Linked DNA regions of Homo sapiens: region 2 is linked to region 1. A link is an interaction called in ENCODE POLR2A ChIA-PET data of the cell type or tissue named here. Cell type or tissue: Panc1. All regions are shown on one strand. Each heading gives the region's core, and the rest is flanking DNA. Links, peaks and the distances in the headings are about the cores only. Region 1 has its middle 29 kb from the start of MGA. Region 2 overlaps MAPKBP1 (mitogen-activated protein kinase binding protein 1).

Region 1 (8,333 bases), core at 160-8,159:
GACCTTAAGTGATCCAACTGCCTCAGCCTCCCTAGGTGCTGGGATTACACACGTGAGCCACCACACCCAGCCAATTTCCACTCTTAATTATAAACTTCAGCCCTGATTACCTCACCTCTGAACTATGTCATCCTAATAATCTCCTAAGTGTTCTTACTTCAAACTATTCTCATCACCACTGCAAAATCAAATATTTTTCCAAGTACTATTTTTTCATTAACACTCTCCTGCTCAAAAACCTTCAAGGGACAAGATAAAAATACCTGCTCCTTAGCCTGAAGCTCGAGGTCTCAATGGTGGGACCATAACCCTCCCTCCCTCTCTTTAACTTCATGGTCTATCATACTCAAACAAAACCTCATTCTAACCAAACGCTCCCTGAACATACATTATATGCATTTACCATCATTTGGCCTTAGCTCACAATACTCATCCCTCTATCTCACCAAACAATCTTCATACCCAGCAACTCCTCTAAATCACCATTTCTCCTGCAAATAAAGTTCTACCTCAGTAAGGGGAAGGAAAGGGGAAGGATGTCTCCTGAGGAAACAACATGAGCAAAGGCACAGAAGATAAAACATGTATATGATATTCAAACATACATACACACACACATACATAAACATACACAAATATTTAGTGTCCCATGACTGAGCACAGAGGCATAATGAGATGACAGGAGATAAAGCCATTCAGCAGGAAGATTAAGAGTCATGTGACCCTATGCAAATCATTTAACCTCTCTGGGCTTTAGTTTCCTCATTTGCAAAATGAAATAACAGTGTCCATGGCATAGGGTTGTGGCAGTTTATTCATTCACTCAGCAAACATTATTAAGCACTTACTTTGTGCTTGCTAGGTACTACAAAAACAGCAGCAAACAGGACAAAAATCCCTGTCCTCATGGTACTCGAATTTTAGTAGGGGAAACATCAAACAAGGAAAATAAATAAATACATGATGTAATATGGTGTGTTATATACTGTGATGCTACAGAAAAAAATAAAGCAGGGAAGAGAGATGGGGAAGAAATCAAAATAGGAACCAAGGCATTCAAATCAAAATCTGAATTGAGGGAACAAGCTATGCAGTATTCCAGACAGAGGAAACCAGAAATGAAAGGGTATATGCCCAGCATGAACAAGGAAAAGCAAGGAGATGAAGAAGCTGGAGCAGAGATTAAGGAAGGGAGTGTTAAGAGATAAGGTCAGAGAAGTAAGAGGGGAGCAGCTCACATACAACCTTAAAGGCCGTTGTAAGGATTTTAGCTTTTATTTTGCCAGAAATAGGAAGTCACTGTAAGGTTTTGAGCAGAGGAACGATATGACTGGACTTTAACAGCATCAGCATCTCCAATCTGACAGCTTCTCTCTGCTGCCATATTAAGAATATATCACAGGCCGGGCACAGTGGCTCACACCTGTAATCCCAGCACTTTGGGAAGCCAAGGTGGGTGGATCACTTGATTTCAGGAGTTCCAGACCAGCCTGGGCAACATGGCAAAAACCCGTCTCTACTAAAAATACAGAAATTAGCCAAGTATTGTGGCTCAATCTCAATTCAGATTTTGATTTCTTCCCCATCTCTCTTCCCTGCTTTATTTTTTTCTGTAACATCACAGTTACATTGGTCCCAGCTACTAGGGAGGCAGAGGTGGGAGGATCACTTGAGCCCAGGAGGCAGAGGTTGCAGTGAACCAAGACTGCACCACTGCACTCCAGCCTGGGCAACAGAGCAAGACTCTGTCTCAAAAAAAAAAAAAAAAATACCATAGGAGGGCAATGTCAGGAAGAGACTACTTAGGCGATTAAATAATGATCCTTAACACAATGCCTGGCATATAGTAATCTTCCCTTAACAGGTGGCTACCAGGCTGGGCGTGGTGGCTCACACCTGTAATCCTAGCACTTTGGGAGGCCAAGGCAGGGGGGATCACAAGGTCAGGAGATCAAGACCATCCTGGCTAACGCAGTGAAACCCCGTCTCTACTAAAAATACAAAATTAGCCAGGCGTGGTGGCACGCGCCTGTAGTCTCAGCTACTCGGGAGGCTGAGGCAGAAGAATCGCTTGAACCCGGGAGGCAGAGGTTGCAGTGAGCTGAGATCATGTCATTGCACTCCAGCCTGGGCGACAGAGCGAGACTCCGTCTCAAAAAAAAAAAAAAAATTACATGAAATTCAAATTTCAGTGTCTATATATAAAGTTTCCTGAAACACAGCCATTTCATTTGTTTGTGTATTATTGTCTGTGGCTGCTTTTGTGCTGTTATCTAGCAAATGGGCTCTCTGCCCATTATGCATTGAAGCCAATACTATGGCACCAGCTTTTTTTTTTTTCCCTATCTCCTACAGGAAGGAGACCTCCTACAGGTAGGAGGCACCAGCTTTTGAGAAAAGAAACGCTTTATTGCAAGGCAGACTAGTGAGGAAACAGGAGGCCCAGCTCAAATCTATCTCCCTGATTTGGAGTCTGGGACAAGTTTTAAGAGGTTGGAGGGCAAGGGAAAAGACCTGGAAATGTTGGCTTGCCAAGGTCTGATTGGAGGGCTTCAAACTTAACCATTTCGGTAAGGTATGCTGAGGCAAATTTTAGCCCTGGATCTTTACGGCCAATGGACCCGCTGCTTCTGAAAAGGTTCCAGCATTCAAGTTCTGGTCATGTCCCAGACTTCTTGGTTCTGCTGGGGGAGGAGAGGAGGGATGTTGGTTCTGGGTGCTGTTAAAGATCAAAGCTTTTTCTATTGTGCATGCCCAGGCTACATGACTTGCAATCTTGGCTCTTTTATATCTACAAAGTAACCTGACATTCTGTTATCAACAGAGTAGACACTCTCTGGGCTGGTCCTGCAGTTTACTACCACAACAGAATTGAGTAGTACTTAAAAGAAACGCTAAGGTCCATACATTAAAATATTTACTATCTAGTCCTCTACAGAAAACATTTGCCAACCCCTCATCTAGAGGCCTGAAAGTAGTACACACATGTATCATGGATAAAACAAGTTGCGTATGAGGGAGACATATGACGTGAGATAAACTATGAGGTAGTGAGCTTTATGTGTCAAGCTAAGTAAGGAGTCTGAACTTGTCTCAACTTGATTCCATTTACTATGCAAAGCCACTAAAGAATTTTATTGAGAGTAATATGATCAGATAAACCTATGTAAAGACAATTATCTTTTTTCTAAATGTATCTGAGCTAAAAAAACAACACTTGCCATTTAAAAAAAAAGAAACATAGAAGCATATCAACACGCTAACAGTGATAGCTGGCATATTAGAAATTATTATTTGTGCTTATGTATTTATCTTCTCAAAAAAAAGCCACTTTTATAATTCAAATATGAAAATACATACTTTTTTTTCTGTTCAGTTGGTTGCCTTTAATGAAAATACATACTTTTAAATTCAGATTCATATACACACACAAAATTTGTTCTCCAGGTTCTCTTTCTCCCCCTCCACCCCTTTAAGTGGAAAGACAAAGTATGCGGAGGAGGAACCTACACATAGCAAAAAAAAGAAAGTGTGCCTCTGTCACACTTGTAAAGGATAAATGACATTCTACCATTTCAAATTATGTATTTTATTTTTTATTTTTCATTTCTATGTTTTCATAGAGACAGGGTCTCGCTATGTTGCCCAGGTTGGTCTCGAACTCCTAGCCTCAAGCAATCCTCCTTCCTTGGCTTCCCAAAGTGCTGGGATTACAGGTGTGGGCCTATGTACTTTCTTTATAGACATGAAATGAAAAAATGCTTGGATGCAACATTGTGACAGAGAACTCTTCTTATATATGGCTTTTATCATATCAAACAAAGAGCTAAATCAATATCTTATTGAAACTAGAAACGTTAAAGGATAAGAGAAAATGCAGAACTTCAAGTCAAATTAAAATGTTGAAAACTGATATAAGACTGCATATAACCCTGAGAATATAATTATGGGCTTAAGAAATGCAGTCCCTGATTTATACTACAGTACTTTGCACTTACGGATATATTGCTTGTTAAGATTAAATTCCTTCCTATGTTTCAGTTCCTCAATTAAATTGTCAAGGCCTCATGTGCAAAGAATGCCTTTTATTTCTTTTGTGTGTCCCCCACACTGTACCTCATACAATACCCATATATGGCAAGTACTCAATACATGCTTATGATTGAATGACAAAATAATCAACCCTACTTTGGACTCACAGGCTGAAAAATCTTCACACCTACAATTCACACCAGTAAGCCTCCTTCTATCCAACAATTTAAAGGACATTCCTGGGGTGAGTACTGCTGATTCTACTGGATTTATTACATTAGGTTCCATCTCCAGCAAAGAGCTCAAAGTACACGTGTACTGTTAAAATAGAATTCCCGACTACTGAGAAGCTGGGTGGAAAAGTGGGCAAGTGAAGGAAAAATCTATTATAATAGCCTGCCTCCAAAGAATAAGCATTATTCAGCCCTAGAGAATAAAACATTCCTAATATGTCTCTGAACTAAGACTTCTAACTGACATTTCACTAAACTTTGTACTGGCTAAATTATGCCACAATGAATATCACTAAAACCAACAACTTGACATAATAAAAAGATCCTAAAAATCTCAGCTAATGATCCATATGATCGTGTATTGTAAGATTTAGTTTTTAATTACTTACTCTTTGGCCAAAGCAAAACTTTTAAACTTTTTCAATGCATTATGATTAAGCATCTACCACATGCCAAGCACTGGGAAAACAAATGAATTTTTTTAAAAGCCAAAATGCCAACTGATTTTGTATTTTGCTATAAATTGAAGTATAAGCAACAGCACTGAGGAAGTACCATGCAGTGAAGGGGTCAATTTTATCCGTCGAAATTGGGGAAAATTACATAGCAAATTTAAGGTGGATATTGAAGACTGAGTAGGAGTTTGAGGCAGGGCAGCAGGAGGAGAAAGAGTATTCCAGGCCAAAAGGGGGTTATAAAAGAGCCAAGCACATTGGGCACGGTAGGTGTGATAAAGAGGAGAAAAGATAAAAAGGAGCGAGATGATGTAGAGTACTCAGACAATGAAGGCTCTGGTATGCTAAGCGAAGAAGTCTGGGGGTTTATGTCCTCAAACAATGGAGAGAAAGTAGAAATCTTCAGGCAGGAAAGTGACAAAAACATGAGGATTCAAGTAACAGGAAGAGCCTAGTAACATTATAATCATCTCAAAGGCATTATTCAGTGTTATACTATTTACATGTTGCTCAGTCAATTTGGTCCTGATACCAATACAAAAGAAATTTAAGTATATATTACAATCTATTCCACTCTATGATATCAGTAGTCTCAGGGCTCAGTCATTAGCCCTCTTCTTTACTCCCTAGCTGACCTAACCAGTTACATGTTTTTGTTTTCAGTTTTGTTTTTTTGAGACAGGATCTCCATTTGTCGCGCAGGCTGGAGTGCAGTGGCATGATCATGGCTCATTGTAGCTTCAACCACCCAGGCTGAAGTAATCCTCCCACATCAGCTTCCCAAGTAGCTGGGGCCACAGGCACACCACCACACCCAGCTAATTTTTTTTTTTTCTTTATAGAGACAAGGTCTCACTATGTTGCAGAGGCTGGCAGTTCTATATGTTTAAACACCATCAATGTATCGATGACATCCCAAAGGTATATTCGCAACCCTGATCTTGACCCTAGGCTCTAGAATTTAATAGTCAGCTGCCTACTCAATGGCTATTCCTGGATATCTAGCAGGCATCTCAAGCTCCAAACATCTAAACACTTCATCCAAACTAGCTCCTTCCTGTTTCCCATCTCTGTAAATGGCACCACTGGCTCCAGCTAAAAGCCTTGTAATCATCTTTGATTACTCTCTTTCACTCACCTCCCACAGCTAATCTATCAGCAAATCCTGTTGGTTCTACCTTGAAAACATGCCCTGAATTCAATGACTTCTCACTGCATCTATCTTTATCTACCTCACTAGTCCAAGCTACTGTACCTCACAACACTCCAATGGCTTCTTTTTTTTTTTTTTTTTTTTTGAGACGAAGTCTTGCTCAGTCGCCCAGGCTGGAGTGCAGTGGCACTTTTTCAATGCATTATGATTAAGCATAAGTAGCTGCGACTACAGGCGCCCGCCACCATGGCCAGCTAATTTTTTTTGTATTTTTTAGTAGAGACAGGGTTTCACCATGTTAGCCAGGATGGTCTCGATCTCCTGACCTCATGATCCACCTGCCTCGGCCACCCAAAGTGCTGGAATTACAGGCATGAGCCACCGTGCCCGGCCTCCAACGGCTTAATTGCCTCTGCAGCAAAGCGATGTTTTGAAAACATAAATTAGGTATCATTTTTCTGCACAAAACTGTCCAATGAATACCATCAGTTAGAATAAAATCCAAAAACCTCATGGCCTGCAAGGCTCTACACAATCTGAGCCCCGCCAATTCTCAATCTCATTTCCTACTAGCATGCACCACCACCACCACCACTTCATACCCCAGCACTCTCCCAACTCTGGCACACTAGCCTTCTTGTAATTCCTTGAAAATCCCCAAACTGATTTTTGACACAAAGTCTTTGCATTACTATTCCCACCACTTCCAATTCTCCACGTTTGGGTGTGTCTTACTCTTTATCATTCAGGTCGTGTTATGTTCAAATGTTACTTCAGAGAAGCCTTGCCTGGCAACCCACCTAAAAGAACCACCAAACCCACCACCACCACTCTCTATCTCTTGTATTGTTTTCTTCATAGCTTTTTTTTTTTTTTTTTTTTTGGATACAGAGTCTTGCTCTGTCACCCAGGCTGGAGAGCAGTGGCACGATCTCAGCTCACCGCAACCTCCCGGGTTCAAGATATTCTCATGCCTCAGGCTCCCGAACAGCTAGGACTACAGGCGTGCACCACCACACCCAGCTAATTTTTTGTATTTTTTAGTAGAGACAGGGTTTCACCATGTTGGCCAAGCTGGTCTCAAACTCCTGACCTCAGGTGATCCACCTGCCTCGGCCTCCCAAAGTGCTGGGATTACAGGCATGAGCCACCATGCCTGGCCCTGAAATCATCTTTATTAGCTCATTGTCTACCAAAATATAATTTCCATGAGGGCATGGACTTTGTCCTGTTCAATGCTCAATCCTTAGCACCTGGCACGCAGTAGGGCTCATTAATTATTTGTTGTTGAATTGTAAGATATTACCTAATTGATCTCAACTATCCGATTTGTATTTTCATCCTACTATGAATAATTGAATAATTCCTTTCCTACCTTTGAATTTAGATCCAATTCTTGATTACCAGAATGTTCTTCTTAAAACAGAGTCCTAAAACAGCTTAAAGACTGTTAAAATAAGCTATATGGTACTAACGCCTTTAATTCCTTTCTACAATTAGCCCTTCAGGCAACTTCGTCATTATTTTTCCTTGATTATAATATCCACTATCCTTTTTCTGTATTATTAGGCTTGTCAATGTATTACTTATTATAAATGCTACTGGTAGACATGTGTAGAATATCAACAGATATTTACTTTTATATTGCAAGTAACAAATTTTATTAATATTAGCTATAGAAAAGCAAACATTTAAAAACAAAACTGACAGCCAAGTGATCAAGGTCACATCAATAGTGACAATCATGTTGATACTAAGTACTCTAACCCCAGTCTAATGATGAAAAAAGCATCAAATCCCAATTGAGTAACATGCTACAGAAAACCTGACTGGTATTCCTCAAAAGTGTCAAGGTCATCAAAAATAAGGAAAGTGTGAGAAACTATCATAGCCAAGAGGATCCTAAGGAGACATGACTACAAAAAGTACTGTGTTATCTTGGATGGAATAGTGAAACAAGAAAGTGACATTAGATAAAAAGGAAATCTGAATAAACTATGGACTTTCGTTAATAATAATGTATCATTATTGGTTCCTTAATTATAATAGGCTGGGTGTGGTGGCTCACACCTGTAATCCCAACAGTTTGGGAGGCCAAGGAGAGCAGATCACTTGAGCTCAGGAGACCAACCTGGGAAACATGATGAAACTCCATCTCTACCAAAAATACAAAAAAATTAGCTGGATGTGGTGGTGCACGCCTGTAATCCCAGCTACTTGGGTGGCTGAGACACGAGAATCACCTGTTATTCCAGCTACTCAGGAGGCTGAAGTGGGAGGATCACTTGAACCCAGGAGGCAGAGGCTGCAGTAAGCAGAGATAGTGCCATTTGCGCTCCAGCCTGGGTGACAGAGAGAGACTCCATCTCAAAAACTAAAATAAATTATTTTAATTATAGTAAATATACTATACTAACATAAGATTTTAATAATGGGAAAAGCTGGAAGGGAAGCTAGGTA
Region 2 (8,333 bases), core at 215-8,214, 170 kb before region 1:
GAAGGTAGCTCTGTGTTCCTTCAGCTCAGGTGTCACGAGAACACAGTTCAGGAGGAGAATTCTGTCACACCCAGTGCAATGCTTCAAAGCTGAGGATCTCAGAATCAATTTTAACATGGGCTGAGGAAATGGAGGGCCTCCTCAGGAGAGCAGGGGTTCCCTCTTCTCCTCCCCACTTAAATCAACCAAGAGGTCTCTTCTTAGCTGCCAGATACACCCCGTCACCTTGCTGGGACACTTCCCATCCCAGCGGGAGAGGAGCAGCTGTGCGCAGGGCACTCACCCAGGCCATTCTGGCATAGGAGCCAGGAGAAACCCATTCTCAGGACTGGGCACAGGGGCACAGGGGCACAGGGGCTGTGCTGGGCTTGAAGGCCCATCAACCTTCCACCAGCTGGCTGAGGAAAAGGCCCAACTCAATTAAGGGTGTTCAACTCAATTAAGTCTCTCAAAGGGGCTGTCTGGCATCCTCTAGTAGGGGGGCTTCCCGTGGGGAAACAACGGCCAAGGGATGTAGGAGCCACTAGGACAGGCTCCATGCTCAGCCTGGAGCTCCTACCCACCTCTGCCTGACACACTGCCCACCCTCCTTTCCTGTGCTGTTCCATTTCCTTTCAGAAAACTTTGTTTTGGTTTGATATTCGCCTCCGGGCCTCAGAGAATTTTCTGAGTTTTGTTTCTCTCCTTGTTTCTAGGATACCTGAGCTGGCTCCCAAAGCAACAGGCACAGGAGGAACAAGAGCGTGGGGGCTGGGGGCAGTGTAAGGATGATCAGATAAGAAAAGCAGGGAGACAAGGAGGGAGGTGAAGAACCTGCTTGTGCTCACACAGAATCTGGTGGCCCCCAACATCACAGCAGCACATCAGGGAGTTCTAGAACACAGCAAAACTCAAACACCCAGAAAAGAAGCCATTTGCACAGACAACTTCAAGTTCTAAGAAATCAAAAGGTCAGGGAACAGATTAGGGGCACTGCCCAGGGATGGCCTAAGCCAAGCATACACGCTTAGGAAACCTACTAGAGGTTCCATCAGGAAAGCCTGTACACCATCTGGAAGGATCATGACTCCCAGGCACATGCACTGGGCTGAGACCTGCTCATAAACATGCATAAGCACATGCCCTTAAAGGCCAGGCCTGGAGTCCAGGGGTGTGTGAGGAAGAAAGCGGGCAGGACTCCACACTCTCCAGGGCAGGGACACAGGTCTCAGCATGCACCAAGCAGCACCCCAAGGCCTTTTTTGCCTGTGCTACATCCAGCCCCAGCCCCACCTCCAACAAGAGGGAACCTGGCTTTCCCAGGCAGAGGCAAGAACAAGTGGAATTCCCCTGAGGCAGGCTGCACAAACTTATCCAGTAGAGAGGTCTTTCCATCAGCTTGCTTCTCTAGGGGAAAATGGAGCCTAGCCCAGCCTTTGCCAGGCAGAGCCCGTGTGGCTCCCACAGCACCCTTACTGCAGCCATTAAACACCAGAGGACCACTTGGGAGAGACACTGACCCCAAACCCAGGGGCAGAAGTCTCCCTTGCACAGACTGAGCTGCCCATAAATGGGGCTCTTCTCATTCAAAGGGCAGGTAGGCAGCTTAGAGGAAAAGCAATTTGTTAAAAATAAGCAGAAAGTGGCCGGGCACAGTGGCTCACACCTGTAATCCCAGCACTTTGGGAGGCCAATGTGGGCAGATCACCTAAGGTCGGGAGTTTGAGACCAGCCTGACCAACATGGAGAAACCCCATCTCTACTAAAAATACAAAATTAGCTGGGCATGATGGCGCATGCCTGTAATCCCAGCTACTCTGGAGGCTGAGGCAGGAGAATTGCTTGAACCCAGGAGGCGGAGGTTGCGGTGAGCTGAGATCGTGCCATTGCACTCCAGCCTGGGCAAGAAGAATGAAACTCTGTCTCAAAAAAAAACAGTGTGGTCTCCCCCTACTCTGTGCCATTTTAACAATCAGAGCTCTACAGTCATACTACTTGGGTTAGAACCCCATTACACACACTAGCTATGTTACCTCAAGCAAACTCCTTAACCCTTTTGGTTTTTTTAAGAGGCAGGGTTTCACTGTGTCACCCAAGCTGGAGTGCAATGGCACGATCATAGTTCACTGCAGCCTTCACCTCCTGGGCTCAAGCAATCCTCCTGCCTCAGCCTCCCCAGTTGCTAGGACTACAGGCACATGCCACCATACCCAGCTAATTTTTTTTATTTTTACTTTTTGGTAGAGACAGGGTTCTCACTATGTTGCCCAGGCTGGTTTCAAATTCTTGGTCTCAAGCAATCCTCCCACCTTGGCTTCCCAAAGCCACTGCACCCTGCCTGCTTAACCTTTTTTTTTTTTTTTTTTTTTTGAGATGGAGTCTTGCTCAGCCGCTCAGGCTGGAGTGCAGTGGCACGATCTCGGCTCACTGCAACCACCGTCTCCCAGGTTCAAGCGATTCTCCCAGCTCAGCCTCCCGAGTAACTGGGACTACCAGCACCCGCCATCACGCCAGGCTAATTTTTGTATTTTGCTAGAGACAAGATTTCACCATGTTGGCCAGGCTGGTCTTGAACTCCTGACCTCAGGTGATCCGCCCACCTTGCCCTCCCAAAGTGCTAGGATTATAGGCGTGAGCCACTGCACTTGGCCTGCTTGACCTCTTTGGATCTCAATTTCCTCCTCTAAAATATGAGGGTGATAATAGTTGCTCAGAGTATTAAATAATTCATATAAAGTGCTTAAAAAGTACCTGGCATAGAATAAGTACAGTCATACGTCACATAATAACATTTTGGTCAACAGCGAAGGGCATGTATGACAGTAGTCCCGTAAGATTATAATGGAGCTAAAATATTCCTGTCACTTAGTGACATCTTGATGATCCTGACCCTATGTAGTTCTATGCGCTAGGCTAATGTGTGTGTTTGTGTCTTTGTTTTTAACAAAAAAGTTTAAAAAGTTAAAAACAACATTTAAAGCTTATAGAAGATAAAAAGAAAATACTTTTGGGTCAGGCACAGTAGCTCATGCCTGTAATGCCAGCACTTTGGGAGGCCAAGGAGGGCTGATCACTTGAGGTCATTAGTTCAAGACCAGCCTGGCCAACATGGCGAAACCCCATCTCTACTAAAAATACAAAAATTAGCCAGGCGTGGTGGCAGGAGCCTGTAATCCCAACTACTCAGGAGGCTGAGGCAGGAGAATCACTTGAACCCAGGAGGCAGAGGTTGCAGTGAGCTAAGATCGTGCCACTGCATTCCAGCCTGGGTGACAGAGGGAGACTCCATCTCGGAAAAAAGATAAAAGAAAGATATTTTTGTATAGCTGTACTGTGTTTGTGTTTTAAGCTAAGTGTTACTACAAGAGTCAAGAAGTTAAAAAAAAAAGTTTATAAAATGTAAGAAAGTTACAGTAAGTTAGGTTAATCTATTATTGAATGTATGTTTTTAAAATAAATTTAGTATGGCCAAGTGTACAGTGTTTGTAAAGTGTACAGTAATGTTTCTGGCACTCACACTCACTCACCACTCACTCACTGACTCACCCAGAACAACTTCCAGTCCTGGAAACTCCATTCATGGTAAGTGCCTTATACAGGTGTGCCTTTTTAAAATATATTTTATATGATATTTTAACCATACTTTTTCTATGTTTAAATATACAAATACCATTGTCTTAGGATTATGTACAGTATTCAGTACAGTAACCTGCTGTGCAGGTTTGTAGCCCAGGCGCAACCGGCTACACCATGTAGCCTAGGTATGTAGTAGGCTATACCATCTAGGGTTTGTGTAAGTATACTCTGTAATGTTCACTCAACAACGAAACTGCCAAATGACACATTTCTCAGAACATATCCCCATCATTAAGTGACACATGACTGTACTTGATTGATAAAGGTAGCTTTTTTTGGTGGTGGCTTGTTTTTTTTTAAGACAGAGTCTCTCTTTGTCGCCCAGGCTGGAGTGCAGTGGCGAAATCTGCACTCACTGCAACCTCCACCTCCTGGGTTCAAGTGATTCTCATGCTTCAGCCTCCCAAGCAGCTGGGACTACCAGCACCCGCCATCACACCCAGCAAATTTTTTTATGTTTTTAGTAGAGACAGGGTTTCAACATGTTGGCCAGGCTGGTCTCCAACTCCTGACCTCAAGTGATCCGCCCACCTTGGCCTCCCAAGGTACTGGGATTATAGGCGTGAGCCACCGGGCCCAGCCTGATAAAGGAAGCTTTTTTGATGAGGTGATAAAACTAAGCAAATCATGTATCTAGTATAAAAACTATAAAAGTTGCTATGAAAATTACATTGGGGAATGAACTAGGCATTAACAAGTTAATGGTAGAGTAAGAAAGGTACAGCAGTAGCGCTACTCATTTTCACATTCCTGTGCCTATCAGCATGGAACAGAGTGAGCCAGAAGCAGGAGGGGTTCCAAGCTTTCTCCAGAAGCCTGAAGAAACTATGGTTGGAGGTTTCCCACTTGTAGGAGCAGAGGAGTGAAAAGGCAGCAAGAGAAAGAATAGTAGCCCCACTCCCCTACTTCTCTTCTATGGCACTGATCTCTCTCAAAGTGACTAGAACAGGCGAATATTCATAATAGCTAAGAAGTAGAAACAACCCAAATGTCCATCAACTGAAGAATAGATAAAATGTGCTACATCCATCCAGTGGAATATTATTCAGCCACAAAAAGGAATAAGGTAGCGATACATGCTGTGACATAGATTAACCCTGAAAACATTATGCTGGCCAGGCGTGGTGGCTCACGCCTGTAATCCCAGCACTTTGGGAAGCTGAAGCGGGAGGACTGCTTGAGCCCAGGAGTTCGAAACTAGCCTAGGCAATAGAGTTAGACCCTGTCTCTACAAAAAAATGGAAAAATTAGCTGGGCATGGTGGCACACACCCATAGCTCCAGCTATTCAGGAGGCTAAGGCAGGAGGCTGAGGCTGCAGTCAGCCATGATCATACCACTGCACTCCAGGCTGGGCAACAAAAAGAAGCCAGTTACAAAAGGCCAAATACAGTGTTACCTGATTCCGTTTATATGAAATATCCAGAATAGGCAAATTAATGGAGACAGTGGTTGCCTAGGGATGAAGGTCTGGTAAGGTGGGGGTGGGAATGAAAAGTGACTGATAGGAATGGGGCCAGGCACAGTGGCTCACGCCTGTAATCCCAGCACTTTGGGTGGCTGAGGCAGGTGGATGGCTTGAGCTCAGGAGTTCAACACCAGCCTGGGCAATGTGGTGAAACCCCATCTCTACAAAAAATTAGCCAGGCATGGGGCAGTGCGCCTGTAGTCCCAGCTACTCGGGAGACTGAGGTGGGAGGATTGCTTGAGTGTCGGAGGCGGAGGTGCAGTGAGCCAACATCGAGCCACTGCACTCCAGCCTAGGCAACAGAGCCAGAACCTGTCTCAAAAAAAAAAGGGAACAAGGTCATGAAAATGTCCTAAATTTGATTGTGGTGATGGGTGCACAACTCTGTGAATATACTAAAAAACTACTGAATTGGGTATTTTAAATAGTGAGTTATATGGTATGTGAATTACATCTCAATAAAGCTGTTTTTTAAATGACTGGAAGGTAGTTACTGAAGATGGTGCTGGGAACTGTGTGTAACATAAAGTGTAAATCTGTGTGTGGGAGGTGGGGTAGATAACTGAAAAGCAGCACAGGATGGCAACAATGACAGCACCCGACAAAGAACCTTTACCTGGTCCTGCGTCTCTTTACAAAAATGACAACAAAACATTAACCTGTATCTATCTTCCAGAAGATACCAGAAAATCCCTGCCCATCCCAACTGCTCTAGCGTGGCTATAAATTCCCATGCATCAAGATCTCTTCCAAGGCGCTTACTTACCCTGCTGGGTAAGCAACTAAACCTGATCGGGGGTCACAGGCAAGTCCTCTGCCTCCAGACACTGTAATTCCCAGCACCTTCTCCAAGGTCACCTGTTAGAGGAAGAGAGAAGTGACATGTTACAGACAGAGTGTGTTTGGGAAGAAGGTGCTGAAGGTACTTGGGACCATCCTGAGGCACTGGCTACTTTCCAGACACCCATGTTTTCAGGAGAATGGAGCTATGACTTCTGCAGCTTCTTCTGTTCTGCCCACCGGGCTTCTTGATCACACGGGAAAAACCCAGCGTGCATCACCTATTTTCGGCAGGGCTCAGTCTGCTGGTACCACAGGAAAGAACACCAACTCGTTAAAGCATAACTCATGGCCACAGAGGAACAAGCATTCCCCAAAACCAGGAAGGTACCATGTATAAGCTAGAGCCTGGGATCCCCAGACTAGACTCTTGGGTCTGTGAGACTTGGGTGAGGCCACTGATCTTTGTGCTTTGGCAGGCATGAAGGAAAGGCCACTCTGACCTACCAAGAGCCAAAAGAATGTTAGGTATCAATTAGGTGACTCAGAATATCCCTGACCTTTGCATTCTATCATGTTCTTCCCCTCTGTCAGAGGGCTCCACCTCCCAAATGTCTGCCAGTTCATACAGACTACACTCCAAGGAGGCAGAAACAGGGCTTAATGCTGTGTTCTACAAAGCACCGATGCTCAGGGTACTCTAATTATTATTACTAAGCCGCAACTCCCACAGAGATGAAAGATAAAATGCTCAGAGATTCAGAGAGGACACGGCCACGGGAGACACTCATCACTCTCATCATTAGTATTGTTACCCCACACTGTCTGCAGGCCTCAGGACCCACACGAACTAACCTCAAATTAATTCATTGGTCTTTCTGCTAGATGATGCCAAGTGAGATTGAGACTTCCCTCTAACCTCTTGCTGTCACTCCATGTCATCCTCTGCTCTGGGTCTTTCACTTGCTGCTCCAGGTCTTTACCTGCTCCAGGACTGTGCACTCCCTGCACTGGCTCTGCTCAAGAATGTCCCTGATCTCCCCTGGCTCAGAGAGTGGGGCTTCAGAATGCAGGACGGACATGTGAACAGGCTAGACAGCACTCTGCTATGAAAACACCGAACCTGAGGAGAGTCTCAGAGGCCCTAAGAGGGCAATGTAAACCAGAAACACTTAGGGTGGATGCTTGTGGCAGGGCGGTCTATTCTTAGTCCAGGCCAGTTTCTAGAGAGGGGAGGCTCAGAATCAATTAGGACAGTTTTGGAGTTTCTCCTTCTCTCTTATTGCTCCAACCGCAGAATTAAAAGTACTCCTAGAGGGGCCAGGTACAATTGCTCACGCCTGTAATCCCAGCACTTTGGGAGGCCAAGGTGGGCAGATCACTTGAGGTCAGAAGTTTGAGACCAGCCTGGCCAACATAGTGAAACCTCATCTCTACTAAAAATACAAAAATTAGCCAGGCATGGTGGTTGGTGCCTGTAATCCCAGCTAATCAGGAGGCTGAGGCATGAGATTCATTTGAACCTGGGAGGTGGAGGTTGCAGTGAGCCGAGATCACGCCATTGCACTCCAGCCTGGGTGACACAGCGAGACGCCATCTCAAAAAGTACTCCTAGAGAACCTGTTTAGATTTTTTTTTTTTTTTTTTTTTTGAGACAGAGTCTCACTCTGTCACCCAGGCTGGAGTGCAGTGGCACCATCTCGGCTCACTGCAAGCTCCACCTCCCGGGTTCACGCCATTCTCCTGCCTCAGCCTCCTGAGTAGCTGGGACTACAGGCACCCGCCACCACACCCTGCTAGTTTTTTGTATTTTCAGTAGAGACAGGGTTTCACCATGTTAGCCAGGATGGTCTCGATCTCCTGACCTCGTGATCCGCCCGCCTCGGCCTCCCAAAGTACTGGGATTACAGGCATGAGCCACCGCACCCGGCTGAACCTGTTTAAATTCTTATCTCTGAAGATCGTTTTAGCTTGAATTAGGTTGGAAGGAAATGCCCTGTGGTGGCCGAAGACCAAAATAAGTCTCCTGAGATGTTACATTTAATACCTATTCCCCAGAAAGGTCCCCAAGGTTATCTGTGTATCTTGGGGATGCAGATGAGGAATTCTAACATGTGTCTGCTCACTGGTAGATGTGGTTTCAATACAGAGCAGCAACCCACAGCCACCTGGCAAGCACCAAACTTGCCAATTACCCTTGCGCCGATCTGAGGCACTAAACCTAGTGTGGAACAAAGTAACTTTGGCCTTCTCTATACATTCTTGATAGGTTCCCCTAACTTATGCCTCCTCTACTTTTTCTCAGCTTAATGAACCACTGGGATCTAGTCACCTATTACTGACTGGAGAGCAACAAAATCATCCTGGGGAAGTCTGGGGGATACTCAGTTTAAGTCACCAGTCATCCTGGCACTGAACCTTCAACTCTCCCAGAGGAGGGGATATTTAGGGACATTCCTGCCACACCCACC

The links. ChIA-PET counts read pairs that join two places held together with the same protein. Peaks named below come from ENCODE experiments on the same cell type or tissue, not always from the same donor. Only the 100,000 strongest peaks of a DNase experiment are listed, where the experiment ranks them.
Region 2: POLR2A ChIA-PET joins it to region 1 with 14 read pairs; 5 of 35 experiments call an interaction of 5 or more read pairs at or near these places.

Annotation. Positions count from the first base shown.
Region 1 is chr15:41,626,791-41,635,123 of GRCh38, reverse strand. It overlaps a transcript of MGA not described here. Among named protein-coding and RNA genes, the nearest start is that of MGA, 29 kb to the left of the region's middle. In Panc1, for the core only: no CTCF peak of the experiment used is centred there; no DNase peak of the experiment used is centred there; H3K27ac peaks cover 3,017 bases.
Region 2 is chr15:41,797,430-41,805,762 of GRCh38, reverse strand. MAPKBP1 (mitogen-activated protein kinase binding protein 1) reads right to left here. Exons shown (of 31, transcript NM_014994.3): 3 at 5,849-5,940. Among named protein-coding and RNA genes, the nearest start is that of JMJD7, 26 kb to the left of the region's middle. In Panc1, for the core only: no CTCF peak of the experiment used is centred there; a DNase peak (open chromatin) is centred at 3,472.